Regions from separate parts of the Mus musculus genome. Here all the other regions are linked to region 4. Evidence: chromatin loops called from intact Hi-C (ENCODE). Cell type or tissue: heart. All regions are shown on one strand. Each heading gives the region's core, and the rest is flanking DNA. Links, peaks and the distances in the headings are about the cores only. Region 1 holds the start of Gm39337 (a long non-coding RNA gene). Region 2 holds the start of Nkapd1 (NKAP domain containing 1). Region 3 holds the start of Dlat (dihydrolipoamide S-acetyltransferase (E2 component of pyruvate dehydrogenase complex)). Region 4 holds the start of 1110032A03Rik (RIKEN cDNA 1110032A03 gene). Region 5 holds the start of Sdhd (succinate dehydrogenase complex, subunit D, integral membrane protein).

What was found. A loop is a pair of places that touch in the nucleus more often than their neighbours do. Peaks named below come from ENCODE experiments on the same cell type or tissue, not always from the same donor. Only the 100,000 strongest peaks of a DNase experiment are listed, where the experiment ranks them.
Region 1: it touches region 4 in a loop (4-fold over the local background); 15 of 42 quality-filtered maps call a loop at or near these places.
Region 2: it touches region 4 in a loop (3-fold over the local background); 7 of 42 quality-filtered maps call a loop at or near these places.
Region 3: a loop joins it to region 4, with 11 times the contacts of the local background. A loop is called at or near these places in 5 of 42 quality-filtered maps.
Region 5: a loop joins it to region 4, with 4 times the contacts of the local background. A loop is called at or near these places in 7 of 42 quality-filtered maps.

What each region holds. Positions count from the first base shown.
Region 1 is chr9:50,694,737-50,700,570 of GRCm38, forward strand. Dixdc1 (DIX domain containing 1) reads right to left here. Exons shown (of 20, transcript NM_001374656.1): 6 at 735-847. Gm39337 (a long non-coding RNA gene) reads left to right here and starts at 2,494. Exons shown (of 3, transcript XR_003948161.1): 1 at 2,494-2,539. It overlaps Gm51674 (a long non-coding RNA gene), which reads left to right and starts at 3,135. Exons shown (of 2, transcript XR_003948160.1): 1 at 3,135-3,206. In heart, for the core only: no CTCF peak of the experiment used is centred there; DNase peaks (open chromatin) are centred at 3,095, 3,965 and 4,365; H3K4me3 peaks cover 2,368 bases; H3K27ac peaks cover 1,423 bases; H3K27me3 peaks cover 1,073 bases.
Region 2 is chr9:50,614,758-50,620,591 of GRCm38, forward strand. It overlaps Nkapd1 (NKAP domain containing 1), which reads right to left and starts at 2,707. Exons shown (of 6, transcript NM_212449.2): 1 at 2,471-2,707; 2 at 726-802. The coding sequence starts at 794. It overlaps Pih1d2 (PIH1 domain containing 2), which reads left to right and starts at 2,564. Exons shown (of 6, transcript NM_028300.2): 1 at 2,564-2,841; 2 at 3,689-3,892; 3 at 4,998-5,121. The coding sequence starts at 3,716. In heart, for the core only: a CTCF peak has its summit at 2,627; a DNase peak (open chromatin) is centred at 2,604; H3K4me3 peaks cover 2,089 bases; H3K27ac peaks cover 1,011 bases.
Region 3 is chr9:50,656,486-50,662,319 of GRCm38, forward strand. It overlaps Dlat (dihydrolipoamide S-acetyltransferase (E2 component of pyruvate dehydrogenase complex)), which reads right to left and starts at 3,295. Exons shown (of 14, transcript NM_145614.4): 1 at 2,706-3,295; 2 at 2,203-2,304; 3 at 1,680-1,804; 4 at 1,360-1,513. The coding sequence starts at 2,981. In heart, for the core only: no CTCF peak of the experiment used is centred there; DNase peaks (open chromatin) are centred at 3,136 and 4,126; H3K4me3 peaks cover 3,100 bases; H3K27ac peaks cover 2,279 bases.
Region 4 is chr9:50,765,176-50,771,009 of GRCm38, forward strand. It overlaps 1110032A03Rik (RIKEN cDNA 1110032A03 gene), which reads right to left and starts at 3,009. Exons shown (of 4, transcript NM_023483.4): 1 at 2,683-3,009. The coding sequence starts at 2,724. Fdxacb1 (ferredoxin-fold anticodon binding domain containing 1) reads left to right here and starts at 3,063. Exons shown (of 5, transcript NM_198675.2): 1 at 3,063-3,280; 2 at 3,513-3,669; 3 at 4,935-5,138; 4 at 5,457-5,615. The coding sequence starts at 3,109. In heart, for the core only: a CTCF peak has its summit at 3,268; DNase peaks (open chromatin) are centred at 3,196 and 5,036; H3K4me3 peaks cover 1,945 bases; H3K27ac peaks cover 1,885 bases.
Region 5 is chr9:50,601,658-50,607,491 of GRCm38, forward strand. Sdhd (succinate dehydrogenase complex, subunit D, integral membrane protein) reads right to left here and starts at 2,192. Exons shown (of 4, transcript NM_025848.3): 1 at 2,081-2,192. The coding sequence starts at 2,132. Timm8b (translocase of inner mitochondrial membrane 8B) reads left to right here and starts at 2,244. Exons shown (of 2, transcript NM_013897.2): 1 at 2,244-2,382; 2 at 3,276-3,663. The coding sequence starts at 2,299. The coding sequence ends at 3,443. It overlaps Nkapd1 (NKAP domain containing 1), which reads right to left. Exons shown (of 6, transcript NM_212449.2): 6 at 3,583-5,834. The coding sequence ends at 5,775. In heart, for the core only: a CTCF peak has its summit at 2,355 (motif pointing right); a DNase peak (open chromatin) is centred at 2,154; H3K4me3 peaks cover 3,251 bases; H3K27ac peaks cover 2,471 bases.

The DNA of each region.
Region 1 (5,834 bases), core at 381-5,380, 70 kb before region 4:
GCCAGCCTGGTCTACAATACAAAGAGTCCAGGACAGCTAGGGCTCTGTTACACAGAGAAATCCTGTCTCAAAATAAATAAATAAATAAATAATTTAATGTAAAGATGAAGAGGTAAAGCAGAAAGGACCCAGCAGTATCCAATAAACACTCCCTCCTCTCTCTTCGTAGCCTTAAGAGTTTGACTCTGTGGGTGACTCTTGGGCCTTTGAGACAGGGTCTCACAGTGTAGCCCAGGTTGGCTTGGAACTCACTAGGTAGTTTAGATGGCCCCAAATTTGTGACCCACCAGTCTCCATCTCCTGAGTACTGAGAGTACAGATGTGCACCCCTGTTCTCTGTTGCATGTTTATGGACATTTTGGTTCAAACTATGTACTTCTGGCACCAACCTAAATCAGCAAAGCACCAAAATTATCTTCACAGAATGGGAATAATAACTATTTACCCGAACACAGCTTCTGACTGCCCCAATGCCATTTATCTAATTCACAGGCAGTCAGCTAAGGGAGGGCTTCTCGAGGCTGGTGTGAGATTTTTCTGACAGACCAATACCAGGACTGACATTCTGTAAGAAGATAACTACATTAATTGGCTCAAAGGCATTAGAGCTCTCTAGAGCTGACCCTCTATGCACAGACAGTGAAGGCAGACATGGCCAGGAAGCTTAGCAGTCAGAAGCACTAAAGACTTCAGGCTTTAACAGGCTCCCCTGAAACAACCCAGGCCGGCAGTACCTGTTCTGTTCTCTATTCCTTCAGAGGGAATGATCACGAAATCGGCCTTTTCCTCTGCCTGGGTTATAATGGATTCGCTCTTAGCACTGTGGATTGGACTGGGTGAAGTCAGACTGCGATCAAACAAAAGAGAAGAGAAGCAATCATTATGAGCAGGTATAGAAGACAGTTTTCACAGTTCATCTCAGAGGTATCTAATTTACACCATGCCTAACAGGATACATAGCTCACAATTAGAACAAATGAAATAAATGTTGAATGAATAAATGAAAAAAAAAACACTAGTCCTTGGGAGTATTTTTGTTTTTCATGTTATTTAAAGATTTTATTTTTAATTATATATATGTGAGTATGTCTGTGTGTCGGGGTGGGGTGTGTGCACATGAATACAGGTGGCAGGTGTGGGATGTGTATATATGTGCAATGTGTGGGGTGTGTGCAGTGTTAGGGGGGTGTGCATGTGAATACAGGTGCCTGTAGAAACCAGAAAGGTGTTGAGTTCCCTGGACCTGGAGTTTCAGAAGTTGTGAGCCGTTCTAGATGGGTATTAGGAACTGACACTGGGGCCTCTAGAAAAGCAAGAAGCACTCTTTACCACTGAGCCATGTCTCTTACACCCTAAGGAGCCTTTTCTATGATAAGGCTGCCTTTAAGCATACTTGATTAAAATGAGAGCTACCAGAATAGGCAATAAATCATCTTTTAAGAATTTTGTGTATCCGCCATTATCATTTCATAGGCCCACATTCAGAGGGTTCCATCAGCTTTTGGAGCTGGATCAAAATCATATTTCCAATAATCTGAGTCTCTTACAAGCAACCAGAGACCATCTCTAAGCTAACCCCAGGAGGAGTCACTAGTCACTACAGGAGACGGACTTGGGGCAGAGACTGCTGGGGTGGATGCAATGCCGGGATGGGGGGAGGGCAGGGATTCATCCACAGGTGAACCAGAACAGAAGAGTGCAGGCTGGAGAGACAGCTTACTGCACAAGAGCACCTACTGCTCTTGCAGAGGACCCAGGTTCAAGTCCCAGCACCAACACAGTGGCTCAAAACCATCTGTGACTCCAGTTCCAGGGGATGTGACATCCTCTTCTGACCTCCACAGGCACCAGGCACACATGTGGTGCACAGGCGTAGAACGTGGGCAAAACAATCATACGCATAAAAACAACCCCTTTCTTTAAAATAGGAGGGGTCACAGGGTGAATGAAGAAAACTCTGCTCGTGGCAGCTGAATGGAAGGAAGCTCACGTGATTAGCTTTGACTGAAGAATTATCATCATCTTTGCCTCAGTTTCATAGTTTCAAATCATCTTGAGACACCACCTTTCAATACTTCCTCTTCTGATGTACCTTTGGGAGGAACTGTTGAGCTTTTTCCGGGAAGCAGTTTTAACTCTTCCCATGGACAAGACAAGATGGGAACATGAGGCTGATTATCTAAGGGATCCAGGGGTCAGGGGAGCCCTTTCTCCTCACACTACACTATGAGAACATCAGCTCTCACACAATCTCAGGGGCTGTGGAGTCTATGGCTCTGCCCCCCCTCTTAGGAATTCTTTCCGAATCCATCACCCAGACAACAGTCAAGTGTCTAAGACTCACTGACCCCCTTAATGTGCCCCTGACGTCTCGCACACAGGCTAATCCTCACAACCACAAGCAGGAGTTAACATTTCCTCTTCCCAGAAACCGGAGAAAAACTAAAGACAAGTGCAGTGGAAGGAGCCAGACTTCAGCATTTGTGGACCAGTGTCTCGCCGGTCTCCACTGCTGACCAGCTTTAGTGGAGATGTCCCGGTTGGTACTCTGCTCTCTTCTTTCTTAAAACATTTAAGAAAAAATTTAAAGCTTCACATCATTGCAGATCAAAGTAAGCGGCTTTATCTAAATATCTGTAGGTGCATAGATCAAACCGGTGAGACCAGCAAGGGTGGTCAGCAAGTAGTGTTCAGAAATGTTGACTGTTTTCTGTAAATCTCTTATCTATTTCCACTATTTAGGCAATCTGACCTCTAGGCTAACATGAATTCACAGCCAAAAAGCTGTAAAGGGGCTGTGTCCTTGATAAAGAGAGATTTATGAGTGCCTAGGCCCCAGCATTTACCACTTACAAAACTGGGAATCCAGGCGCACAAAGCCTTTGTCAGCTGCTCCTCTTCCTCAGCTGACAAGGTGCTAGGCTAACAAGCCCCACTGCCTGCACCTGGCTGGACCGCAGGAGGGATATGCGAGACAAACCGGAGGGAGGGCGTAGTGGGGATCTAGGATGCTGAGAAACGGTTTTCCTAAAAGCACAGACGCATGCTCAGTTCCACCTCTCCTCTCCAAGAGCGTTGCCTCCCATATAAGGGCAGAAGGAGGCGGGCGTCTGGATACCCAACCCCACCGGGGGAGTGGCGGAGCAGCCAAAGGAAAACAACATTTCTTTTTCTTGAAATGAGACTGCCAGGGTAAGGCCACGGAGGTAAGACTAGGAAACTAGATGGCCAAGATCAAGGACCTCGGAGGGAGGAAAACCCTGAGGTGTGTGTCAGAGCAGAAGCACCATCCTAGAAAAGGAAGGAGCTTTTAATCTTCTGCCTCAGGTCTGGGGAAGGAATCTTCATGCTAATTAATTGTAAGACCTGGACTCCTCCCTAACTCGTTTAAAAGTCCTACTTGACAAACAAGTAATTTCTATTTACCATCATAATCCTCCCTGAGAACTATAATATATACTATATATACATTTCTTGATCTACTATCTCACCAATATTAATTTGTTAAACCAGCAAACCCCAACAAAGATATTGCTAAATTAGACTTACATAAATTTTTTAAATGGGTAATAGACGAAATCAAAGGGTCCAGTCGCCCCTCTAAGTGCTTCCATTAGCAGACACACAGACTGAATCTGTGTGTGGAGTCGGCTCAAATTCCTAAAATCACTCTATTTTGTAGCGCTAATCCCACACCAGCAGCCTGTTCTCACAAAATAGCGCCCCCAATCATCTCTTGTCGGGGACCAACCACGACCCTCTGTCCTGGCCCAGCTTCCCCTCATTTCCCCACCTCAAGAGCCAAAGTGGCTTCAGCTCACCATTTGACTTGTGTCCCTCCCATGGTCCCCTCCTGGCTCTGGCTTCAGCAAGCCTGCTTCCCTGGGTGAGGTGGGAGGCTGAGCGTCACATCACTCCTAAATTCTGGCATGTCCCCCCCGCACTGGGGCTCGAAGAACGGTTCCAGAGATCAGCCAGCCAGCGGAACGGTTCGCCCAGGTCTCCGAAGAAAGTAGGAAAGGCAGGGGTAGGCGTCCTGGTCCAAGGGACCGGGATGCTCCCTTAGGGTGAAGCGTACTGTCCCGGTAGCTCAGACACCGCAGCAGCGGAGCCCCAGCGGAAGCCGCCTCCCATCGCCGGCGGCCGGTCGCTGGCAGCGGCATCTCGGTCCTTGCTGTCGCGCGGCTCCGAGCATCCCCCCGGACAGCCGCATCTTTAACCTATCTCCCTCGGGGCAAGAGGCTCCGGTAGCTCCCGCTGAGCGTCGAGTGGAGTCCGGTGTGCGGTGCTCCCGCTCGGCGCCGCCTCCCGATCCCTCCCTGCACCCCCCCCCTCCTCCCCCTCCCAGGCTGTCACACGCGGCCAGGCAGCGCTGGGCTTCGACCCAAGCGCTGCCGACAGCTCTGGGCAGAGAGGTAAGGGTGCTGGCTGAGGCTGAGGCCAGGGGCGCGGTCCGGACCTGGCGGGGCTGAGGGCGATGGGAGCTCGGGAAGCGGCGGGGGATGGGCGGCGCGGTGCAAAACCTCGTGGATCTGACAGTCCTGGTGCGGAGAAGCTCAGCAGCGTAGACGTTGCTGTTCCTCTCTGACACCCCCCCCCCCTCCTTAAACGCGCGGTTTCAAGACTGACCTAACCTGGAGAACTCAGCCCCGCTCTCCAAGGATTGGGAGATGCTGGCAGGATGGAGACTAGAGCTCCCCCAACCTCCAACAAACCTACAGAACCCCGGCCTGTCTGCGGCTCCCACCTTCCTTCCCCTCTAGCGGTTCCTGTGCTGCCCCCCCCCGCCCCCGCCAACACACTATCAACAACACCCCCCCCCCCACACACACACACACACTAAAGGATTGTTCTGCTTGAATACAGTGAGAGGCTGGCCTGTTTACTGGAGCAACAGGAGGATTGAGCTTTGCCATCCCTGAGAAGCAGCAGGGGAGGGTGTCCTGAGACACTACAGGATGTCTATACCATATATTCACAGCTACACTCCACCCAAACCTGCAACATCGCCAGGATTCCTGTTTTTTAGGGGTCACGGGGCCAGTATGTGGTGATGGAAGTGGGCAAATGGCAGAACCTGCTAGAAGCTCTTCTTTTCTTGAGGAATCAGTAAAGAAATAGGCAGAGTGCTGGCTCTATACCACAGAACACGGCAAAATCAGGAAAGAGGAAAACAGGGAAAGGTACTCTGTTTTAACACATCTATGAACTGTTGCCATTGACCCAACACAGCCTATGTCTGGTGGGTCCCTCACACTGATCTCTCAGCTCCAGCTACAATCTGAGTCCTGCCTAGAGCAAGGAAGCAGTCACCCCTAGGAGACTCAGACTCTAATTCATAGGCACACTCAGGCTCAGGACAGCCAAAGGCCAGCAGACATGCAGGAAGCAATAGACCTTTATACAACAAAACTGCCTTTGATTCTGTACTGACATAGACAGTCACAGCCACAAGCAAAAGAGCAACGGTTAAAGAGTCTCATTAAAAGCACACCTACTGCTTCATGGTAGAGTTTCTTTGAGGGCTGGTCAAAATGCCCTCTACCTGGATAGAGACGGGCTTTACACAAAATTATGGAGGCACTACACTGAACATTGATGTGCTTAAAGGTGAATTGTATGTTGTAAATCCATTTCAGAAATAAAAACTACACCCATTATATGTAAACATTTTAAAGTTGAGCTGGGCTAGCAGTATGTTGAGATGATGGAAAGAGTTCCGCAGGACCTCAATATATCAGCAAACCATCTGTCAAACAGGACAGGACTGTATGAGCGGAAAAAAAGCAGAAGGAAATAAAAAAGATGGAAAAGACACGTAAGGCACAAGGAGA
Region 2 (5,834 bases), core at 452-5,451, 150 kb before region 4:
TCCTAGATTCTGTCTCTAAGCTCCTCGAAACCACTCATCCCATCATCCTCCCCAGTGCCCCTCTCCGTCATCTATCTTCTACCACACTGACAAATCATCGGTCTAAACTGACATATGTGGCAGTCACACCACCTCACCTCCTCAAGGGTAAAACACCACTTACAGGTATGAAACATGTAAGACACCACTCCTAGCTGATGTCTTCTTTATTGCTCAGAAGAGAAAGTTTATCTCCTAAGTGTCAAGAAAACAACTCTAATTTGCCACTTGCGTCTTATCTTCTATCACTGTTCCTATCTCTGACTTCCTAGAAGCAAAATGCCTTGCCCCAAGTGATGACTGATAGAGGGCAGGATGGAATGAGGCTTTGCATACAGGAGACATCATCACTCAAGTACATCACGAGCCCTTGCTCTGTTGCTCTGTATTTGTACAGAGGATTCTCAGTCAAAAGCAAGCAATGCACCTGGTAAACATTTATCCATCAACATCAAGTACCAATTCAAATATCAAAGACCATTCACTCTGTGAAATCATTCTAATTTTCCCAAGGCAGATTTCTTTATTCCTTCCTTGGTACACTAAAGCATTTTGTAAGTATCTTCATGTTACAGTACTTTCAAACTATGGTTGTTTCTTATGCACCTTTGTTAACTCCCTACATAATTCATGGTTTACTGTGTGCCCTCAGGAAATGCTGGCAGTCACTAGGCGGTACTGCCTACCTTATTGTGAGCATCTGTGTGCCGGATGACATTCCTCAAGAGGACTTTCCCCAACGGAACCCGGGACATTCTTTAATCTGAAATGAACCAATAATATGCAATAAATTTATTTTTAGTAAATTATAAAGAAACAAAGAAGTGAAGAAAGAAAAAAAAATCACTGAACTTAGAAAATCGAAGGGAAAATTTTCCTTTCACCATTATGATACCCAACTATGGTGCATGTAAGGATGAAGGGATGATGTACATTAGTCTTTAAAATTGCACAAAGCTGCTCAAAATTTGTTTTCCATGAGCACCATGTTATTCAGTCTTCACGATTCTCTGTCAAGTAGTCAAGATCCATGACGGATCAGTTCCAGGACCCTAAAGGTACTAAATCCAAGTATGGCCTGGTAAAGCATTTGCCTAGCCTAAGAGCTACCCTGGATAAAGTCCCTCGGTGACATCCATGCACACACAAAGCAATCCTAGGGCGCTCATTCCTCTTTTAGACTAGTATAATATTTGTATAGAAACTATGCTCCTGTGTATTTTAAAATAGGACTGTTTTTTTAGTCAGGTTCTTAAGTGGCCTCGGCCAGCCCTTAACTCATCTTCTTACTGCCACCACCTGCCAACAGACATGCTCTTCCAGTTAGGATGAGTGAGGGTATTTAGATTAATTATAATACTTAAAACTATGCAAATGTTATGTAAATGTTACGATGGAGATTAAAATAATGACCAAAGTGGGAAAGGTCTGTACGTGATCGATACAGATACAATATGATTCCCCAGACATTTTCGGTTGGCCTTTTAACCTATGGGGATCCCCGAGTTTGGACTCTACCCCAACTCCTCAAAATCAAATTCCTTAAAGCCGTAACCTGCCCCCAGGCTGCATGGACTCAGGCAACGGGTGTGTTAGTGTCCCGGCTAGAAATCAAATCTCAAAACTCCCCAAAATTCGCTTGCAAAGATATAAACACGAAGATTTGAAGGCATCAAACACCACGTATGTCAACAGTAAAAAAATAAACTGAATTGTAAAAAAGTTTTTAGATGACCTAAATATCTCTACTCAGGACATTTTGTTTCCTACACTGTACGGAACTTTCCAAAACCCAGAAGACAACGATATTCACATGTGTAGCTAGCAGGGGCTTGGTGCCACTGTCCCGATGCTCACTCACCCCTCGATCCTGAGGAAATCAGGCATCCTGTTAGTGTGAGACGAAGAACCACTCCATTACAAGATCTCCTCCGACCCAGGAAGCCAAGGAGTCAGGGCTGAAAGGCAGCTCTGCAGCTTCACCCGAGTCCTTCGTGAAAACGCAGCCTTCCCACCGGTTACTGTGCCCTCCTCACCCGAGGCCCAGGCTACGGCTGCCTTCCCCCAGCCGAGCCCGCCCGGCGGCTCGCTCTCGGGGACCCAGGCCAGAGGAGGCGCAGGCGCGGAAAGCGGCCTGCGGGCGGGCGGACCGGGGCATTCCCCGCTCTCGCTGGGCTGGGCCGGCGCCCGGCGGCTCGCTTTCACTCCCGGGACAGAATGGGGACACAGGGCTTGGGCACGGCCTTCCGTTGGGCCCCAGGAAGTATCTAGAGTGCCTCGGGGGGAGCTTGAGGTTTCCAAGGGGACGTGGGGGAAAGCGCCCCCATGTCTGTCAGCGGGCTCCCTGCCCCGCCGCAGCCCCGGCGCTCTCGGCGGCCTTCCCTCGCAACGCCCTCCCGACACAAACACACACACACACACACACCCATACCGTGCGCCGCAGCCTCGCGTGGCGGGGTGGGAGAAAAGGTGGCGGCTTCCTTCCGGGCCGGAAGTCGTGCTCCGGAGAAACGCTTCCCTCCCACCGGAGACTCCCACAGAGCGGGCTCGCCGGTCGCCGTGGAAGCTGACGGGTGCAGGAAGGAAGGCGGCGCTCTCCCGAGAGACAAGCGGGACGGCCTGCGGAGGAGCCAGTCCGGACCCGGAGAAGAGAACCGGAACTGGATATAGAGACACAGCTCTACTTTGCGCTCTCCGGACCCAGTTAGATGGTGTACCGGGACTGGTTACCATGGTAACCGGAGTCGCAGTTTGTCGGCAAACTGAGAGAAGACGTGCGCGTTTCCCCCACGTTTGGATTAAGTGTGTATTCGTTGTTGATTTAATCTAACTTTAATATATAATTTGAAGACTCTAAACCTCTTTTTAAAAATATTGGGAACTTTCTCTTTTGCAGAAGGAGGGTGATTGAAGGAGGGCGGAATCTTTGACTATTGCTCTCACATAATGTTCCAGCTTTAAATATTAGTGTTCTTAATCCTTATCTTTTTTTTAAAGATTCATTTATTTATTATATACAGTGTTCTGCATATATAGCTCTATGTCAGAAGAGGCGCCAGATCTCATTATAGAATTGTGAGCTACCATGTGGTTGCTGGGATTTGAACTCAGGACCTCTAAAAGAGCAGTCAGTGCTCCTAACCGCTGAGCCATCTCTCCAGCCCCCTCATCTTTATTTTGAGTATATACACTGCTTGCTCAAGGCAACATAGATGTCTGAAGTTTGCAAGAACGTAAGCATACTGGCTCCAGTGCGCCTACTTTTAACTACTATACTGTCTGTCTATGTATCTGTCTCCCCCGACCCCAGTCTCTCTACCCGTCTTTCTTTCACGCACACACACACACCCCTACCTCACAATTCCAGGTCTGGAAGGCACCAAGTCAGCCAATATCCAACTATTGGAACAAAAGTCCTTTCTGTTCCCTCTGTATTTATGAAGACCAGACGGAAGTACAGGTACAACGTAGGAATTTAGGAAGTGGTTCTACTCACAGACTGTAGGAAAGCCAAGATAAAGCAGTATGGGTGTGCAATCTTTTAGTTAAGACCCGCAGCACACTTGCAAAAGCCTTCCTCCTTCCCTGAAAGAAGAAACAGGGCAGTAAATACCTTACATGCCTTTTCTCAAGTCCTGTCTCTCTGCAGGTTCCAAAGGCCTGTCTCATCACCATCATGACGGTGTCCTCAAAGGGTCTTCTTACCCACATTTCCCAGTTCTGGAATATGCTCGATGATTTGGCTGAAAATGACCCCGAGCGCTACCGGAACTTCATTCAGCAGGAGTTGAAAGATGGCAAACAGCTCTGTGTCAACCCAGAACCTCAACTCTGCATACAGACCAAGATCCTAGTATGTAGAACTGATGCAAGGAAGGAGAGGTCTTCAGTAAAACTACTCTGGGTTAGCCAGGGGATACAGTAGCCTTTTCTAGCGCTACTTTAACACAAGAGAAGTTTACTAAAACTCTCTGAACAGAAAATGAAACCACATGGAAGATTTCACTGAAGGAGTAAAAATAAGAAATTCATACTTGGTATTTTAGAAATCCCCTAATGCAACTTTATTGTCCTGATAGGTGGAAAATAGTGCTATAATTAATTAAGGTTTTTTAAATGTATTTTATATGTGTGTGGGTTCAAGAGAGTGCATGTGCAAGGACAGAGGATGACTGGGGAGCAGGCTCTCGCCTTCGATGAGGTGAGGAAAGAATTCAGGCCATCAGCCTGGAGCCAGGTGCTCTGATCCACTGAGCCATCAAACTGGCCCAGAGGCAGTGAATGTATGTTTGTTGAGACAAGTCTCTTTAAGTAGTCCTGACTGTCTGATGCTATGTAAACCAGGCTGGCCTTGAACTCTGAGATCCTCCTGCCTCTGCATCCTGAGTGCTGGGATTAAAAGCTTCCTGGTTCTGATTTAATAAGACTCAGGCCTGGAGACATTTCCATTTCACTGTTAGTGAAATAATGAAGTGGTGCTGTGAGGTCCAGAACACGTGGAGCAGTGCTAACTTCAGCTCCTTCTCCTGTCCAGTTCCTCTGGGAGAGAACAGCAGTTGGATTTAGAATGAAGAGCCAGAAGCTTTGGGGAGATCAAGTAACAAAAAAGTGTGTCTCAGTGGTAGAATGCTTGCCTAGCATGTGAGGCTCTGAGTTGAATTTGATTCCTGGCATAGCAAAATGAGTGAATGAATGAATGAACAAGCAAACGAACGAATGAACCAAAACTTTAAGAAAAGAACTTCAAGTCAAATAATTTGCTTGGAAATTCTGCAGGATGTCAAGCAGTTTTAATATAATCACTGAGTGAGTGACAGGACCCTCTGTCGTGGGAGGTCCAGCTGTGTTATAGAGCATTGCCTAGCATGTGGGAAGGCCTGGGGAAAAAAGTGAGGACTTGCTTTCAGGATATTGTCATTAAATCTCATTTGGCAACATCAAAATTATTCACTTTCTAGAAACCAAACGAAAAAGTACTTTTTATCAACCTATGTCAATGGGAAAGGATTCCCGCTCCGCAGTCAGCCACTCGTCCTGTGCCTGTAAGTGTTGGCAGACCAGAAGACTCCGCTGAGGCATCAGGTAGAAAGAAGGAAAGAAAGCCTGTGCGAATTTTTGTTATTTTTTCCAGACAGGGTTTCTCTGTATAGCTCTGACTAGAAATCACTCTGTAGACCAGGCTGGCCTTAAACTCAGAGATCCGCCTACCTCTGCCTCCAGAGTCCGGAATTAAAAGTGTTCTGCCACCACCAACCGGCTATATGTGAATATTGAACATATTCAAAGACTAGAATTTACTTGATAGAAATATTTTAATTAAATTATTTCATCTGATGACAAATTGATATAGTAAATAATATTAGTATAATGATTCATGAAATAATAATAATTACCAACAGGTTGGTGTGCTTTGTGCACATTTAATATTATTTCTAGTCTGATCTGCTTTAACACAAATAGAAATGGCAGCATAGAATTGGGATTTTGTGTATATGTTAGAACAGGCACCTGCATCTTTAGGCCATGCCTCCCTGCTGAGCAGAGTTAGAAATCAGCCTGTGCTATGACTTGACAGCCTTCAAGTCATGATCGCCTATCTCTTCCATGTCGTCATGTACACTATACCCAAGTAAATTAGGTGGCATGAAAATTACTATCACTCCTAAAAGGTTATTTTAAAAGTCAGCTTTTTGTTGTGTTTCTCAGCTTGGTCTTCAGGGAGATTTTGCTCATGCAAATGGTCTGCAGCTGCCCTCTGCAGGACCCTTGTCCTTCCTTGTCTCTGCCGTCTCAAA
Region 3 (5,834 bases), core at 314-5,313, 110 kb before region 4:
GCACAATCACCAGTAAAGTATGAATGTGTATGTTTGAGTGTGCATGGGGGGGGGCAGTAGAAAGAGAAATACACTCATTTATTTATCTTTACCATCTCAAAGGATTCTTAGGACCCAATTCTAACACTTAAACACAGAGCAGGATAAAATGGAGAAAAGAGGTCTTATGTAACAAAATAAGGTTGCTGAACTGAAAGAAATCATCATGAAAGCTAAAGACCAGGAAAAATTTCATCATAAGGAATTGTTACCAATAGACTTGGAACGTGATTTCCAGAGAAGAAACTGACTCACCCAGAAAACTTCTTATAAAGTTAAGGAAAGGCCAAATCTTAATCCTTTAGATTTTACTTACTTCCAACATCAAGACCACAGAAAGATAAACAAAGGAAAACTCTAAGATCTAATACTGTGATTAAGTGCACAGGCTTTTGGCGTCTGGGTATGATTTTCTTTGGCTCTTTTTCCCCTGTTTGTTTGGCCCTATTCTAGTTTTGTTTTTTGTTTTTTTTTTAGATGTCTAATAAGAAGAAGGAAAGGGCATGGGTAGGTAGGGAAGCAGGGAGGACCTGGGGTGGGAAGCTGTAATTAGATTGTGTTTAGGAAGAAAAAGCACAAGATGGTTTCCTAGAGCTGATCTAGGTTGGTGGTAATCACATTTATGGCCAACAGCACTGTTAGAATGTTATCCTGTAGACTTATTCCATACTGCTCATTCTTTTTAAATGATTTATTTATATTTTATATGCGTTGGTGTTTTCCCTGTATGCATGTCTTTGTGAGGGTGCTGGGTCCCCTGGAACTGGACTTACAGACAGTGGTGAGCTGCCACGTGGTTGCAGGGAATCAAACCTGAGACCTCTACAAGAGCAGTCAGTGCTCTTACCACTGAGCCAGCTCTCCATCACCATCATACTTATTCTTTATTGTTATTTTTTCACTAATGACTATTACTGGAATACTTCATCTATGCTTAGAAGTAGCCCACTCTAAACCAAAGGAAAACTTCATCTGGGGACTTTCATTCAGCAAATAGCACCTGTTCTCTACTTAAATTCTACTTGCATAGGGGAAAAAGTCATTTCCGAAACCTTTCACATCGTTTGTGAAAGAGAAAAGCCAAGCATTATCCTGTATCCTGGGCTAAAGCCGAGAAAGGTTAAAGAAACTGTCCAGGCTCACACACTTAGAAACAACAAGAATAATTTTCACAGCTAAAATCTCTCAATACGGCTGAATGACAGGCACTTATAGTTAATGACACGTTTTCAGAGTACAATAGCCACCCATAGAGAAAAATGACAATAAAATAATTAATAACAAGTCACCAGGAGCCGGCACTCAGAGGCTGAGTCTTACCTGCATATGAGTAGGATAGGAGCTACCGGGAGCGCTTGCAGAAGGTGCCGCTGGGGCAGCAGCTGGAGCTGGGGCTGCAGCTGGGGCTGCCTGTGGGGCAGCTGCCGCCGCCAAATCCAATGTATAATTTTTAAAGGCCTCAATATCCTGAGGCCTGAAGAAAAAGAATACATAAATATAGAATTTATAAAGCAAATCCAATCCCTAACCTCCCAGCGAGTCCTCACATGTCTTTAACTTCCAATCTGAGTTGAAATGCTTTAAAAGCAACAAATGTTCACAAATTACAAAGATTTTTTTTTCTTTTTGTTTTTACTCACTTTTCAACTGTGATACAGATGATGGACCCAACTGGAACATCTCTGGTCCCTTCAGGAACAAGGATCTTGGCCATATAGCACTCCTCCAGGCTCTCAAACCCAACAGTGGCTTTATCAGTTTCAACCTGTTAGCACAAAAGCACTGGCTTAGGTTTGTACTGCCAAGAGGCAGTTAACTGGAATGTGTCTAGAAATCCATACGAAGATAAAACCCACTACCACAGACTTGAAAGAACGGTTTAAAAACATTTTGGGTAGAAGCTAGGCATTGCTAACATTGTAACATTGGGGGTGGGGGGGGATATCTCTGAGCATTGCAGGCCAGCCAGAGTTACACCGTGATCTCAAAAACAATTTAGCTAGCTGCTGACAACGTAGCTAACCAATCATCTCTAATAAATGGGGAGGTGGGAGGGGAGCTGCTTCTTAAAGAGAAAGAGGAAACTACCTACCAGAAGGCTAAGCTTTAGTCTATTCAGCAAAGCCACTCCCTTAGGTAAAATCTGCGTGTTTTAAGACTTACCTCTGCAATTAGATCACCCTCACTGATTTTTTCCCCTTCTTTTTTTTCCCAGCGGGCTATGGTGCCTGCCTGCATTGTAGGGGAAAGGGAAGGTAATGGAACCTGCAGAAAAAGAAGCATACATTTAAACAGGCATACTTAGCCCTCGGCGTGCTTTCATTCCACCCAAGTTCATGCAGAGTATTTACTGAGTCACATTTCAAACTGTTCACTGGAGATACAAAGGGAGATCTAGCACTCCAGAAATTCATGACTTTCAGAGGCAGGTTGATCCTCCAGTCAGTCTAGTGGATCTGAGAAAGCACGTGAGACTTCTCAGACCTTTTGCCCATAGCCGCAGGCTTAGACCTCTTTCAATAGAAAAGATGCCCACTGGGAAGGTCTTGGGCGAGGGACCGTAATAGATCTGGGAGGGAGCTGGCTGTCGGAGGCCTCTCAAGGAGGATTCCCCACGCCAAGGAGCGGGCTCTGAAGGACAACAGGCTCCAGGGTGGGTCACTCACCTTCTGATGCGGAGGGAGGCTGTAAGAGCGGCGGCTGGGCGACCCCAGGAGTTGTCGCAGCAAGCGGTTACGCGGGACAGTGCCGGAGCCGGAGCTCCAGCCGCACAAGGAGCGGACCCCATAGCGGGGGATCCCACTACCGCAACGGACCGCAGCGGGGCCAATCCGCGGGCTCCCGCATGGGGCCCCGGGGCCTTCCTTCAAGGCCGCCCACCGAGCCCTGAACCCATCCCTGGGCACAGCACTCCGCGCCCTCCGCGCACAGACGCGCCACATTACTGCCACCGACCCCCACGCCCCAAAGGCTCCGCCGTCTCCGGAGTGACCTCTCCAAGAGCAGCGCGGCTCTGCCGTCAGCCGCGCACTGCGGTCGCGCAGTGTCGTAAAAGCGGCTGCTTGGACGGGCGACCGGAACGTAGGGTTTCCGTGCCCCTCTGCGGGGGGGACGCGTCGGAGACACCCGAGAGGGACGGGAGGCTGCCGCTTAGGATCTGCGGTGACGAAGGCGCTGCGAGGCAGTGCGGGGGCGGTGCACGTTTGGGAGAAACGGGAAAGGCCCTAGGAGAGGTGTCGCAGAGGATGGGAAGTACGGACCAGGGCCGCTCTAAGGGACCCGAGAGTCGGACCGGCTGCAGCCTGAGGGCAGGGAGGCGGTGCCAAAGGGAACGACCGCCTTTGCTTTAAGAAAAAGCTGGGGAAAAGAGCCCGGGCTGACAGTAATGCAAAGCTTTAGGTCGATGGGTGCGGGCGCACCTTGGAAAGTTGGAGAAAGGAAAGGCCCTCGAGTGACGGGGGATCAGGGGGTGACCCTTGGCTGCAGAGCCCGCCCCGTGCAGGCTGTCCTAGGTCCCTAACCCACCGGAAACGGGAGCAGCAGGGTTTTCAGCCAAATGATGTGAAGGGCAGCCAAGAGAAAGGTACATTTTCACATTTCCAGTTAGTCACAGAAGACTAATTATATTTCCTCTATAAAGATACTTGTTTGTAAAAAGCAGTTTTATTACCCCCAGATTTCCACCGTATCCTCTTAAATAGCGAAAATATTTTAACACACACACATTCCTTTAATTATAGCATTACGGAGACAGAGGCAGGTGGAACCCTAGATTCCAGGACAGCCTGGTTTAATGCTGTTCATTGCCAGGCCAGCTTGGGCTACATACTGAGATTCTTTTTTTTTTTTTTTTTAAAGAAAGGTTTAAGATACAACTTTGCGAAAGTCGTTGTCGTGCTGTCCCGCAGTTCTGTGAATTCAATAGGAAAACAACAACAGAAACCTTTCTTAAACTATGGAGTAACAATGTGGGGTCAAAAGAAAAAAAATGGCAACAGTGAAAAGCTGCCGAACCCAGCCGCGCCAACCTAGGTTGTTTCTCACTACTGCTGCCTACACTGAATCCTACCGCGTCGCTGCAGCTGTGGCTGTGAGGACACCCGTGCCCTTTGTACTGCCATGCCCTCGGTGTCACACGAGGCCAGCCAACACTGCCTGAAACACCTTGGCACAGATTCCCCGTGTATGGTGTGATTCGCACTGGTTTTACTGTACAAAGTGTTCTGCTCTCACGTGAGCATAATGATTTAATTGCAGAAAGACATTTCCCACAGTTATCCCTTCTATATAAACATTATAGTAGTATAATCTTTAGGTTGAATTGTTATGAGTATTTGGATTTTAAAATTGCCGTGGCTGATTTGAATTTCATAGAAAATCAATCAGTGAATTTTGGTTTGAGATTAGGACTAAATTTTCCAGTAAATGTCTCCCTAGATTTTCCTATTCTATGTATATATATAATATATATATATATATATATATATATATATATATATATATATATATATTAAATTATGACATTATTTTCTGTGTATATGCTAACCAACTCCATCTCTCCAGACCAACACTGAGCTATCTTGCCAGCTCATATGGTACATATTTATCTGAAGCAGCATCCTCAATATTGACAACTATAAATCAACTCTATGTATTGTAGTAACTATTTAAGCGATTTTTTTTTAGACTGACAGCACAGTTCACACGGGTATCTCATTTATAGGACTAAACTATGTGTCCATCCTAAAAGAATGTCTATTGAAAATGGGTATAGACACAATGTAATTTTTTTTCAGTCACAAATAATGGGGTTTGTCATTCACAAAATGGATGCAACTTAATTAAGCAAATTAACTCGGTCTCAGATAAATATTGTATATTTTCCCTCATTTTCTATCCTAGTGTCACTGAGCAGCATCAACACTTGGTGACGTCACCTTTGTATGCTGTGCAGTCACGAACAGACCTTCTGATGCGGTACACACATCAGATTAAAAAAAAAACAAAACTTACTAATGTGTGAGGCAGATGAAGATCTTATGTGCTGTTTCTCCTTGTCTTCTGAATTAGTATAGCAGTAATCCTGCTGAGTGCTTGACTTTCAGTTATTGAGTAATGATTTATGTGCAACATTTATGCAATATGTATCCATTGGATGGGTTATGTAATTAGCCTTATCATTCCTGAACTGAAAGTGACATTAAATTAGGAGGAAGCGTGCTCTGAATGTCTACCAATTCCTCAGTGTACAGATGGTCAGAGAATACCAAGAACACAAGAAGAAATTGGGAGGACAAAAAGTTACAACTGATAGCCAGTATGGTGTACATGACTGTTGTTCTGTTGTTCAAGCACCAGATGGCCACTTTGGGGCTAGCCTGGGCTACCTACATGTACTCTATCTTAAAAAAAAAAAAATCTTAAAATTCTTAGCCCTTGAAAGGCAGAGGCAGATGGATCTCTGTTGAGTTCCAGGCCAGCTAGGTCTACATGGTAAGACCCTGTCTCAAACATAAAGCTGGAAATACATATTCAGAAACCAAATGAAAGAAAACACTCGGAGCTAAAAGTTGAAATATATCAAGCATTGAAATTGGTAACATTAAGTGATAAATGAGGCTGCTTGAATTTGGGAGAGACAGACAGAGCCTTTAAATTGATTTGTGAATTCCTTATTTATTTCTGGGCTGGGGTGATAGTCTATGCCTGTGATTCCAGCTACTGCAGAGGCTGAAGGAAAGTGATTAATTATCTGAATATATCTGTTTAGATAACATGGTGAGATGCTGTCTCAA
Region 4 (5,834 bases), core at 367-5,366:
ACAGAAACTATTTCAGCATCCCAACATTGTGTGAGCAGTTCGGTGAATGCTTTAGTGAGTTCAAAATGTAAGGGTATTGCTTGAGAGAATGAATAAAAGGTAAAAAACTGAATAACCAGATTAACACAATAAACAATGAAACTTTTTCAGGTCAGCTCGAATAAGTTAACTCTCTTTTTGCCTCACACAGAAGTTTTACTGACATTCTTCACTTTCTGTGAACATTTACATATATTTCCATCTTAAATATATATCTTATTTCTGTGAAAATTTATAACTTTATGTCATAGGTACAAGAACATGCAATATGTTATCTACTGAACACCATACTTATAAAGGACGGGCACTGTGTTTTGTTCATTGTTTTATATATCCTCTCAATCAGTAGTTACCCTCCCAATGAATAGTTCTTTGCACACAGCAGATAGTAAATATCTGTATTTTAAATTGTTGGCAAGCAATCAAAACCCCAACTTTTTGTTACTAAATAAGCCTGGTCCTTGGACTTAGGAGCAAGATGGTACCTGTATTATCGACGTGTAACTTGATGGTGAATACAGTGATTTGCTGGAACATCTCAGAGAGTAAAAGCGATTTCTATATGGCAGTTCCATGTTCGTTAATGATGTCTCCAAACCTGACCTTTCAAGTTCTCCAAACAAAGATCACCATCGACAGATGACCATGGTTTGAGAGACACAACCCAACTGCCTTTTCACAGGGAAACCCAATACTACAGCAGTGAAGGATGGGATTGTAGGTGACTGCCCTCACATCATCTACCTTTGTGAAGGTATATGCATGATGTCACCAAACAGCATGACTTGGGTATGTGGATCCAGAAAGCCCAACAGGCCTAGTGTTTAGAGGTGATACTGGCCATAGCCAGAAGGACAGACATCCACTCAGTTATCAGGGACAGAAAAATAGGGCTGGTGTTTTTTTTTTTTTTTTTTTTTTTTCTTTTTTGGTCATTTGATCAGTCAGTCACTAAGTCCTGCTGATTTCTGAATCAGTCCACTACTTTTCATCTTCACTGACAATTTCCAGTTCAGACCACTGTCTCTTTTGTCCCTTGTACTGCAGGCAGCCTTTTATCAGGTTTCCTTGTCATCAATCTTATTCATGACTAATCCTTTTTCCATAGGAAAGTGGCTTTTGAAAACAAATTATATTGTCTTCAAAGTTTAAATAGTGGTTGCTGTTTTTAGAACACCTGGATTTTTCTTTTTAAGATTATTTTATGTATATGACTACAGTGTAGCTGTCTTCAGACATATCAGAAGGAGGGCATTGGATCCCATTACAGAAGGTTGTGAGTCACCATCTGCTTCCTGGGAATTGAACTCAGGACCTCTGGAAGAAGAGTCAGTGCTCTTAACCACTGAGCCATCTCTGCAGTCTAGAACACCTGGACTTTTAAGTCCTATTTTACAAGTTAACTAGACTACCTTTGACTAAGAAAACTACAAAGTTAGCAACTGCCGCAAACAACAGGTGGTGGTACAAGTCAGCTTCCCAGAGAGTTCTCCTTTTTGAGTACAGTTTGGGGTCTGTGCTCTAACTTGCTGGGACCACTCATGGCAGTTTAGTCTATAGGTCACTTTCTCCCATATTTCTTTGCAAATTCTTGAGCATCCTTACATTTTTTTATGGTCTTTTGAGTATTCTTTAGCTAGGTCAGCCCAGGGTGGGTTCTTGAGATGGGAATCATTCATTAGTAATGAGAAATGGAATACTTGGCCTTTTTCCGAGACAGGGTCTCTCTGTGTAGCCCTGGCTGTCCTGGAATTCACTCTGTAGACCAGGCTGGCCTTGAACTTAGAAATTTACCTGCCTCTGCCTCCCAAGTACTGGGACTAAAGGTGTGTGCCACCACAGCTGGCTATACTTGGTTATTGTGGTGGCTGGTTTTCAGTTTTTAGCTAACTACTTCCAGATAGACACGCCCATCTGATCAATGTTAGAGTGCTAGATTGTCTTTTCAAACGTGATTTTGGGAGGAAAGTTGATTTTTCTGAAGGTCACCTGATCAGGATTGTCAAGGACAAAAAGCCCTTACCAAATCAATAAAGTAGCTTCATTTTTTCTCAAATGAATTCAAAGTTTTTCATTTTACATTTTGAGACCTCCTGCTGGCTGTCATTTAGTGGCTTTCTATATTCTATAATATATTTCTATATTCTCAGAATAGGGTCTAGGCTATTAAATGGTTAAAACACTCAATTTGGTCTGGCTTCCTTTTTAACTCTACAGTGTCACCTGCTAGTCCGTCTCCCGGCCAACTGTGTTCAACCAGTCAAACATAACTTTTTTTTTTTTTTAACTATGATTTTATGAACATTGTTCCTTCTGCCTTTTTAATCCTTTTTACCTAACTAAAACGAGCTCCCCTCCCCCAACTAGCTTTCAGCTCAGGCTAACTTCAGGGAATCTATGTCTCCCTTCCCCAGCTTCGTAGGGCTTCCCCTTGTGTATGCTTCATTCATAGTATCCCGAATTCCTTCACTCACGGTGGGTACACACCCCATTCTATTCGAGTTGCCTCTTCTGCTGTGTGCATTTGTCATCTGACAGCAGGCAGGCCACTTCCAGTTCATCCATACACCTAGTTGCTCTCACAGTGCTATGGAACAAGACAGGCGTTCAATGTTACTTCTTGAAAATAGGATATATAAACACCTGGAGATATGTTGAGTGGTTGAGAGAACAGGAGACAGCCATGTCAGGAGATGGTGCAGTTACAGCGTCCTGAGCCTCTGGAATACGCAGGACTCGTCTCACCCCTCAGTTAGTGACAGTTATGCTTCAAGCAAGAATGGCGAAGACGCTCAGGGCCGTCCGTGTTGGGCCGTCCGAGTACTGAAAAGAAAACGAGCCTTTGGAGGCGCACAAAGGTGAAGGGGCAAGGCCAAGAGCTCCATTTTACTTCCCCGCTCGAAGCTCCCGAGCAGTAGCTCCAAATGTTTATCCTGGTAACAAGCTGTTGATGCGTCATCACTTAGTGCCGGGTGGAGTGGGGAGGGGAGGGAGACGAGGCCCACGCGAAGGAAGTGACGTAAGAAATGTGCGCCCCGGAGAGCGCCGGCAGGTAAGCCGGAGGAGACCATGCTTCCCCGGCGCCTCCTGTTGGTCGGGGAGGGGAATTTCTCCTTCGCCGCTTCTCTGATCGACGGCCTGGATCCCAGCGTCAGTGTTACCGCTACCGGCTTCCAGCACCGGGCGGCTCTGGAGGGAGATCCGGTAGCGCTAGAGAACCTAAAGCGCCTGCGCGAACGAGGTAGCAAGTCCCAGCCCGCCCCGAGGGCCCGCCCGGAGCGTAAGGGTGTGGCTCGCGCGGGGAACTCGAGGGCGCCTCCTGGGGGCGCTCAGGCGGATGCGCGTGTGTGCTCAGGTCTGGGCTGGGCTGCATTGTTGGCAACCCAACCATGCATTGAGTGGTGGTGTTTGTCCAGGTTTACAGATCTTAAGACGTCTTTTGGTCTCTATTTCACGCCTTTAAACCTTGCCAGGTGTCGAAGTGCGTTTTGGTGTGGACTGTACCCAGCTGTCACATGCCTTGCCAGCCGACGATAGGGATTTTGATCGAATTTATTTCAACTTCCCGCACTGTGGACGAAAAGCTGGAGTAGCTAAGAACAGGGAACTGCTTGCCAAGTTTTTCCAGAGGTGAGGCAAGACGAGTCCTGGCATAGAAAATGTTTCCAGGTTCCCATAACCAAATCACTGCACACAAACTTTGTCGTTGGGGAAATAAGTTGCTAGAATACACGAGGAAAGAAGATAAAACCCAGAGAAAACCATAATCTTGTCTTAAAGATTTACGTATAACCCTAGATGTTAAAGTATAAATTACAAGGAAAAGGCAAGTTTATTTTTCAAAAATTAGTGTGTGTATGAGTGTGGCGGTCAGAGAACAACTTACAGAAGCGGGTCCTCCTTCCATCGTGTATCCAGGAGATAGAACTTTGGCTACTAGGCTTGGTGGCAAGCACCATTACCCAAATTGTGTGTGTGTGTGTGTGTGTGTTTTTAAATATGGATATGGGTGTTTTGTCGGCATGCATGTCTGTGCAACAGTTGTGTGCCTCCTTAGAGGACATTGGTTCCCCTGGGACTAGAGTACTGATTGGTGTCGCCATCATATGGGTACTGAAAATTGAACTTTTGAACAGCTAGTGCTCTTAACTGCTGAATCTTTCAGCCCACCTCAAAAAGGTTTTAAAAAATGCAAATCGTAAGAGTCAGTATAGCTTGATGACGACAAGATTGGATTTAAGAGTCACATGGCCTAGGTTCAAATCCTAGCTCGCTGCTTACCAGTTAAAACTGTCGTCAGGTGTAGCCCTTACCTGCTTCTCCTCCCACCCCAATCTATAAACTGGCTATTAATAGCAGCTTAAAGTGATTATGAATTTAAAATAGTACTTTAACATCAGTATTCCAAACTGTATTCGGCTCCACTGGGCTATAGGTGTTGAGAAACTTTTAGCAAAGGCAGTATTTTAAGTGGGAGTTGAAGTATAGATGAGTGTGTATGGTGATTATTAGAGCCAGAGCCTTGTGCATGGTGATAGTGCTCAGCCCAGCCCTGAGCTATAGAATAGGCAGAGAGCAGTAAGGAATCTTTTCATGGGAAGAAGCAACGCAAATAGTGAATTATATATAGGAGCTTTACGGATTTTGGCCTTTCTGTGGCATACAGGAAAACAATGCAAATGCCAAGCTGGTGACTAGTGCTGTTGTGGGGGCACTGGTAGACTTTTTATATGCTATAGGTTTATAGAGCACTATAGGTATAGAGTTCTATAGGTTTCATAGAGCACTGCAAATAAGATTAATTTTAATTATTTCAGAGTTACACCATGTGCATATTGTTGATTCCCTTGGTAGTTTCTGTCTCTGATACACTTCTGGTGTCTGTCCCCCTTAAGCTGTGCTGATGTCCTTGCAAAGGCAGGAGAAGTCCATGTGACACTGTGCAGAGGACAAGGTGGAACGCCTGCTGACAAGCCTCAGAGAGAGTGGCACAACAGTTGGCAAGTAGTTGCCATGGCAGCCCTGGGAGGGTTCATTTTAAGTGATGTGTGTCCCTTTAGCTGTGAGGCTGTGCCAGGATACAAGTGCACTGGGTATAGGTAAGTAAGACCATGGGCCTAAACCTTCTCCCCTTTCGTCTTTTGCATGAAGTATTAAAAAAAAAAATCAAAAGCCAGACTTTTTGTTTCCAAGATTCTAATGTAGTTTCAAAAATACTTGTTTACCAGTGGAAGCCTTCATATATATACATATATATATACGTGTATATATATATACACACACACAAACACACACACATATATGTACACATTTGTATGTATTATAAATGTATATGGATGTATATTATTTATGTGTGTATAGTTAATTTAAACTAAGATGTAAATAATATTTAAAGGAGTTATTCGTTCATTTGGCAGGAGCCAGGATAGGCCCTTTCACATAGAAGGTGCTTTGACCTATATCTTCACCCAGAGCTTACCCTTTGAGAGCTGTCAGCCCAGAACTTTCAGAGTCAGACTGGAGGACCGGTGGTTTTACTTTACAGAACCAGAAGCACTTCCAGGAAAGCTGAACAGGTAATCTTACCTGTGTTGATGGTCTGCCTGCACGTCTGTCTGAGGGTGCCAGTCCACTGGAACTGGAGTGACAGATAGGTGTGAGCTGGCCTGTGGGTACTGGGAATTGAACTCCGGTTCTCTGGAGAAGCAGCCAGTGCTCTTGACCTCTGAGCCATCTCTCCAGCCCTGCAGATAATCTTTCATTTAGCTGGGACTCTCTTCTGTCCCTAGCTGTAC
Region 5 (5,834 bases), core at 298-5,297, 160 kb before region 4:
GGCAAGCAATCAAGTAGAAACTGAAGTGGAAACCACAGGGGAGCGGTGCTTACTGGCCTGCTCCATGGCTCACGCTCACTAGCCTTATTATTCAGCCCGGGCACAACTGTCTACAATAGATAGTGCTACCCACAGGGGCCTGGGCCCTTCCACATCAGTCAAGAAACTCACTCACAGACATGGCCAAGGGCTAATCCACTGGAAGCGATTCTTCAGTTAAGTTCCCTCTTTCCAACTGACTAAGTTGCATCAAGTAGGCAAAAACTAGCCAACACAGTCAACAACTGCATTTACTTCCTAACACTGCTAAAAACTAGACAAAGTAAACAAAGGTTTAATGAGCTCCCAGAATGCTAACTGCATACATACACAAATAGATAATTTAATATTTTCTCTCCTGTCTTTATTTATTTATTTATTTATTTTGAAGGCATGCATGGTAGAGTTGGAGGGGTGGAAGGTGGTTATAGGGTTTCACTGTTTGCTCTGGCTGGCCTGGAACTCTCTATGCAGACCAGGCTAGCTTCTAACTCAGAGAGTTGCCTTGCTCTTTGTCCCTTGCCCCATGACCTTGAACCTTTTGACCCTCCCATTTCCAGCACCAAGCACTAGAATCACCAGCCTGTGAAAGCAGGCCTGAGCTCGTTCTAGTCTTGCTTCTGTTAAGTGTGGCCTAAGCCATCTGCCACTTCCCAACTGTTCAGCTGTGGAACTGTTTTTCATACACCTCATGTCTGTTCCAACTAGTCATGATCGAATAACTCCACGCAGCTAATTCAAGTAATAACCAATAGCCAGCCAGGTAGTTCCCTCTATAAATCACCAAATCCTACTGACACAGCTCCTTAACACTTCCTGAGACTGCCTTCTTCTCCCTTTCCCTTCCAAGCTCAGGACTTCACCTGCCTGGCTGCCGCAGCGTGCTTATCTCATCTATCTCATCTCCATGACTTGGGTCGGAACCTCCTCTATCTCCACCAAGGTCATCCATCTACTACACTGTTACTAACCTAAGTCTAGGCTGAGGCTGAGGCTTGTATAGTCTGGCAACAGGGCACACGCTCAGCAAGCATGAGATGCTGGGCTCAAAAGGGAAAGATTGTGAGGGCAGGTGGTGCACCCCAGCTACTCTGGAGGCTGAGACAGGACAAGTTCCAGGGCAGCCTAAGCAACAACAGTAACAGCAAAAATAAACCAAGATTGTAAACCTATCAAACCTTTCGATCTTACTCCCAACCTGGGCAACAGAGAGACTGTATTTTCAAAAGAGAATAAAGTAAGTCCTGTGGCTTAGTTCCATTTTGCCTTTCTAGATTACACTTTGACTTTCACAGATATTACTGTATTTGTTCCATTTTATCGCACCCTGTGCATCTTTATAGCCCCTCACTTTGGTTTTTGCTGCTCTCGGTTACTATAGGATGTAATTCCCTGCAGAGCCAAGGCAGGTTAGTCCTTTCAAAGCAAGTACCCCAAACGTTCTCTGCACTCAATAATGTCTACATAACACAACAGGTTTTGCTTTACTTTGCCTGTAGCCCCCACACAAGAAGTTCTTCGAGGGTTGAAACTGTTTAATTCGTGTTTATATACTAGCCTCTTAGGCGCCTGGTATAGGTAAAATGCCTGGTTAAAATGATTATCGAAGCCCTGAGTGAGGGTGCACGGTTTTTATGGCAGCCCTCGGGAGCAGTCACGGGGCTCCCGGCAAGCTCTAGGTTAGTCTTGTCTACATGGCTAGATCGAGGAAGACAGCACTACACAGCAAGCCACTCAGAACAAATTATCAAACGGACTCCTTCCATCCACACTCAAATAGGAGTTTGTTTTCATATTAGCCCGGGGTCACAACCACAGTGCAGAAGCGGAAAGTACGAGCTGGGGACACCAGCCAGCACGTAAACACTTGGGCCTTTAGGCTATAGCGGTCAACGTTGCGTCCGCATAGGTGGTGCCTCGAGGGCACAAGAGCAAGTTCCCTCCTCTCAAGACGTCCCACCACCCAGCGGGCGAGCTCTAACTCCTTCCTCTCCCCTGCTTCAGCCTGCAGCAAGAACCTTTGATGGCCAAGACACCTCACCTCGAGCTCCTTGGCCACTGCAGAGAACGCCCAGCTTTAAGAGAACCGCCATGTCGCTTTCGAGGGCTCAAGGTCACTCTACAACCCGGAAACAGTTATGTAGTAAGTCCCGCCCCGCGTAAAAGAACGGTGAGGCAACCTGAAGCGTGAACCGGAAGGCAGGAGACGGTGCGCTGCCACCGCGCGTGCGCACCCCAGCGAAGCGCCTGACTCCGACAATGGCCGAGCTTGGTGAAGCGGACGAAGCGGAGTTACAACGCCTGGTGGCCGCCGAACAGCAGAAGGCGCAATTCACTGCGCAGGTACGAGGATGAGGAAGGAACAGGGGAAGGAGGGTGAGGCGCAGATCCCGGGCACTCACGGAGCTCTGGACACTGCGGCACAGCGGCCCCACTCGATCCGGGCTGCGCCTCCCGCCCCAGTGATCTACAGTGCTCAGTGCCCGGGAGGCAAGCGCTGCGTGGGAGGAAAGGGTTCGAAAACAGCGGAAAGGTTTGGGCCACAGGAGCATGCGGTTATTAGCTGGTCGCTGGTCGGGAATGGCACTCGGAATCTCTGGGTTCCGACCTTGGAGCACAGGTGCCTGGAGACAAGACACCCGTCCTCACCATGAGATCTGGGTTCGTTGTTGCCCGCTGCCTCTGCATTGGATAATGTGATGATGTATTTGTAAATGGTGATCATTATTAGAGAAAGATGAGCCCTGCAGCTATCAGTGTTGACTCATTTGGTGTGGGACAGCGTATTTCCTACTAGGGTTTTAACCGTTCAATCAAGATAACCTTGGAAGTACTGATAGCTATCAAGAACCGACAGGTTAATGTCCTGACTTCCTCTGATTTAATAGTACTGCTAGTTGCTTTGAGAATTGTGAAAGTATGAATCGTTGGTTTGAAGACAGGGTTTCTCTGTTAGCCTGGCTGTCTTGCAACTCCCTCTGTAGACCAGGCTGGCCTTAACTCTGAGATCCACCTGCCTCTGACTCCCAAGTGCTGGGATTAAAGACCTGCCCCATCATCTCTCTGCAAAAGAATGAGTTCTAATGAGAATTTACTGATCTGGGGCTGTTACTGGTGACAAAGTAAAGAAAGAGTAGTCCTGAAGTGATCCTACAATATGCTATTAAATATCACAGAATGATGAACTAAGATATCTCATACCCTAATGACTAAAAAAGGTTTTTCTCTGCCCTTAGGTGCATCACTTCATGGAACTATGTTGGGATAAGTGTGTGGAGAAGCCAGGAAGTCGGCTAGACTCCCGCACTGAAAACTGCCTCTCTAGCTGTGTGGATCGCTTCATTGACACTACTCTTGCCATCACCGGTCGGTTTGCCCAGATCGTACAGAAAGGAGGGCAGTAGGCCATACCTTAGAATGACAGAAGACCAAAAGACTTGTTACCAAGCAGATTGAATGGCCAGTGGTGAAAGACCTGCCAACCTGTCAGGTTAGCGTCAGGCAGTTACAAAGTCTGTTGGTGTTAAAAAGTAACAGAGCAAATGTTCAAAAGTGAAATTTTATTTATGGGAATTCAGTAATTCCAACTTGTATCACACCAGTTAATAAATGTGAAGTCTCCAATTCTTGTTCTTCTAAATCCCAATTTAGGATTCAACATAATCATCTCTCAGGAACACTAATACATGTTCCAGAGCTGATCGTGGAAATGGGAGAGACAGGTTTTCAAAAGTAGTCCTAAACCACTGTTAAGGGGATTAGAGGAACCATCAAAGCCTTAGCCTAAGGCATGGATTAGAACAGAAACAATTTTATTGCTTATGTGACCAAGAAAAGATAGAACAGTGCGGGGTGGTGGGGCAGGGGTGTTAAATCAGGCAAAATGTGCTTTCCCTGGAGAAAAGATATGTCTGTTGTATGGGAGGAAGGTAAGGTCAAAACTCAAACTTGGAAGTGCCTTATTCTGCAGGACAATCTTCCCGAGTCTGTGCTTAGAATCAGTACATTTGTAGCACAAAACTGCATTAAGAATGCATGCCCAAAACTACTTCCAACAAAGATATCACTTGCTTCTAGAAGGTTATGAGGTAGTAACTAGACTCTCCCTCCACTAGACCCAAGGAAAAGAATATATCATGGAATATTGGCATTTGAGTACTAAAATCATTAGTGTTTCAGTACCCCAAAAGGCTCATGGAATATTGGCATTTGAGTACTAAAATCATTAGTGTTTCAGTACCCCAAAAGGCGGCACCTGCTCATAATCAAGGGATAGGGCACATCTGGCCAACCATATATTTTAAGAACAAGCATTTTATTAGAAATATGTTCCATAAAGAGCACAAATTTAGTTATTACTATAAAATGCCACTTCATGGGATGTCAGCATTATCATATTCTATTGCTGGTGTATGTCATGCTAACCATGAAGTATCTTTGTATTACACATGCAAAGAGTAAGGCCAGGGAGGTTAACCTGCTCTAGAACTCAATCAATTAGTGGCAGAACCATGGCCCACAGTCTTGAGTTTTCATGCATTCGCTCAGTACCAAAGTGACAACCTCAAAAACAAAAACCCTGATAAATGTCACTTTATCTTTCCTCTTAATGAAAAGCCAACTGTTCTACCAGCCACTTTCCAGTGGTATTTTGGTTTCTTTTAATATCAGGATCACAGTATATAGCAGGGGGAAATAATATGTTCTTGATAATCAAAACACAAAGTCAGACTGGGAAGTGGGTATGTCCCTGAGAAGTGTGTTTCATTTTGGAATTGATTCAACTGGTTTCAGGGAAAATCTAAAATCCATTAATAGAATTAGAAATGAACAAGGAAAACAACAGGACTGGGGGTATGGCTCAATGGTAGAGCACTTGCCTAGTATATGCAAGGCCTTCGGTTCAATCCCCAACTCAGCAAAAATAATAATAATAATAATAATAATAATAAAATTTTTTTAAAAAACAGACATTTAGATGGCTGATGCCCTGAATCTCTTTGAAAGCATCATGGCAACATAACTACTTCCTAATTCTTTCCATTTGATAGATAGGACAACCAAACAATTTCAAATACAAGCCCATTTAGGCAGTATACAGCAATGGAACTAGAAAAACATTTACTATCCAGTTACTGTTATGTTTGGGTTATGCTAAATGTAGCTGTAGACCCTGGCCAGCAGGGAGATTAGGCTGAAAACCCTAGGTTCCTTAGCAGTCATCTGTAGAGATTACCATGAAGGGAAAAGGTTTGTTCTTTTAACTATTTCCTCGCTCAGTAAACTGGATGCCTATAGGGCCCAACTGCAGAAGAACCAAAGCACCAAAGCTGAAGGCAGCATGCCTCCTGTATGAATAGCACGGTCTCCTTGTCAAACCATTCTATTTAGCACTACTTCAGTCTTCCTCCTCCATCCTGGACTCTTGATTCCATCAAATCCAACATTGCAATTGGTGTGCCCAGGTCATTACTGAGTTCAGCTTTCTGGGTTCTTTAATTTGCTGTATAGGTATTCTACCCTAAGTGATTAATTGAAAAAAATAATTTTTTCAAGAAACCTTAATAAAATACCAGATTCCCTATTAACAAAAGAGGATGGAGATTAACAAGCCAAAATAGGAAAAAAGGTATCTGGGGCAGGACAACTCTGACCTCAGACGCCTGCCTGTGCTGCAGGAGTCACTGGCAACCCCCCTAACGAGTCAGTGGGAAGCAGGACTGCTGCTCTCCCACTTAGTCATCCTCCGAGCTCTCAGCAGACCTGGCGTCGGTAGCCACCTTCCAGTTCCTGCG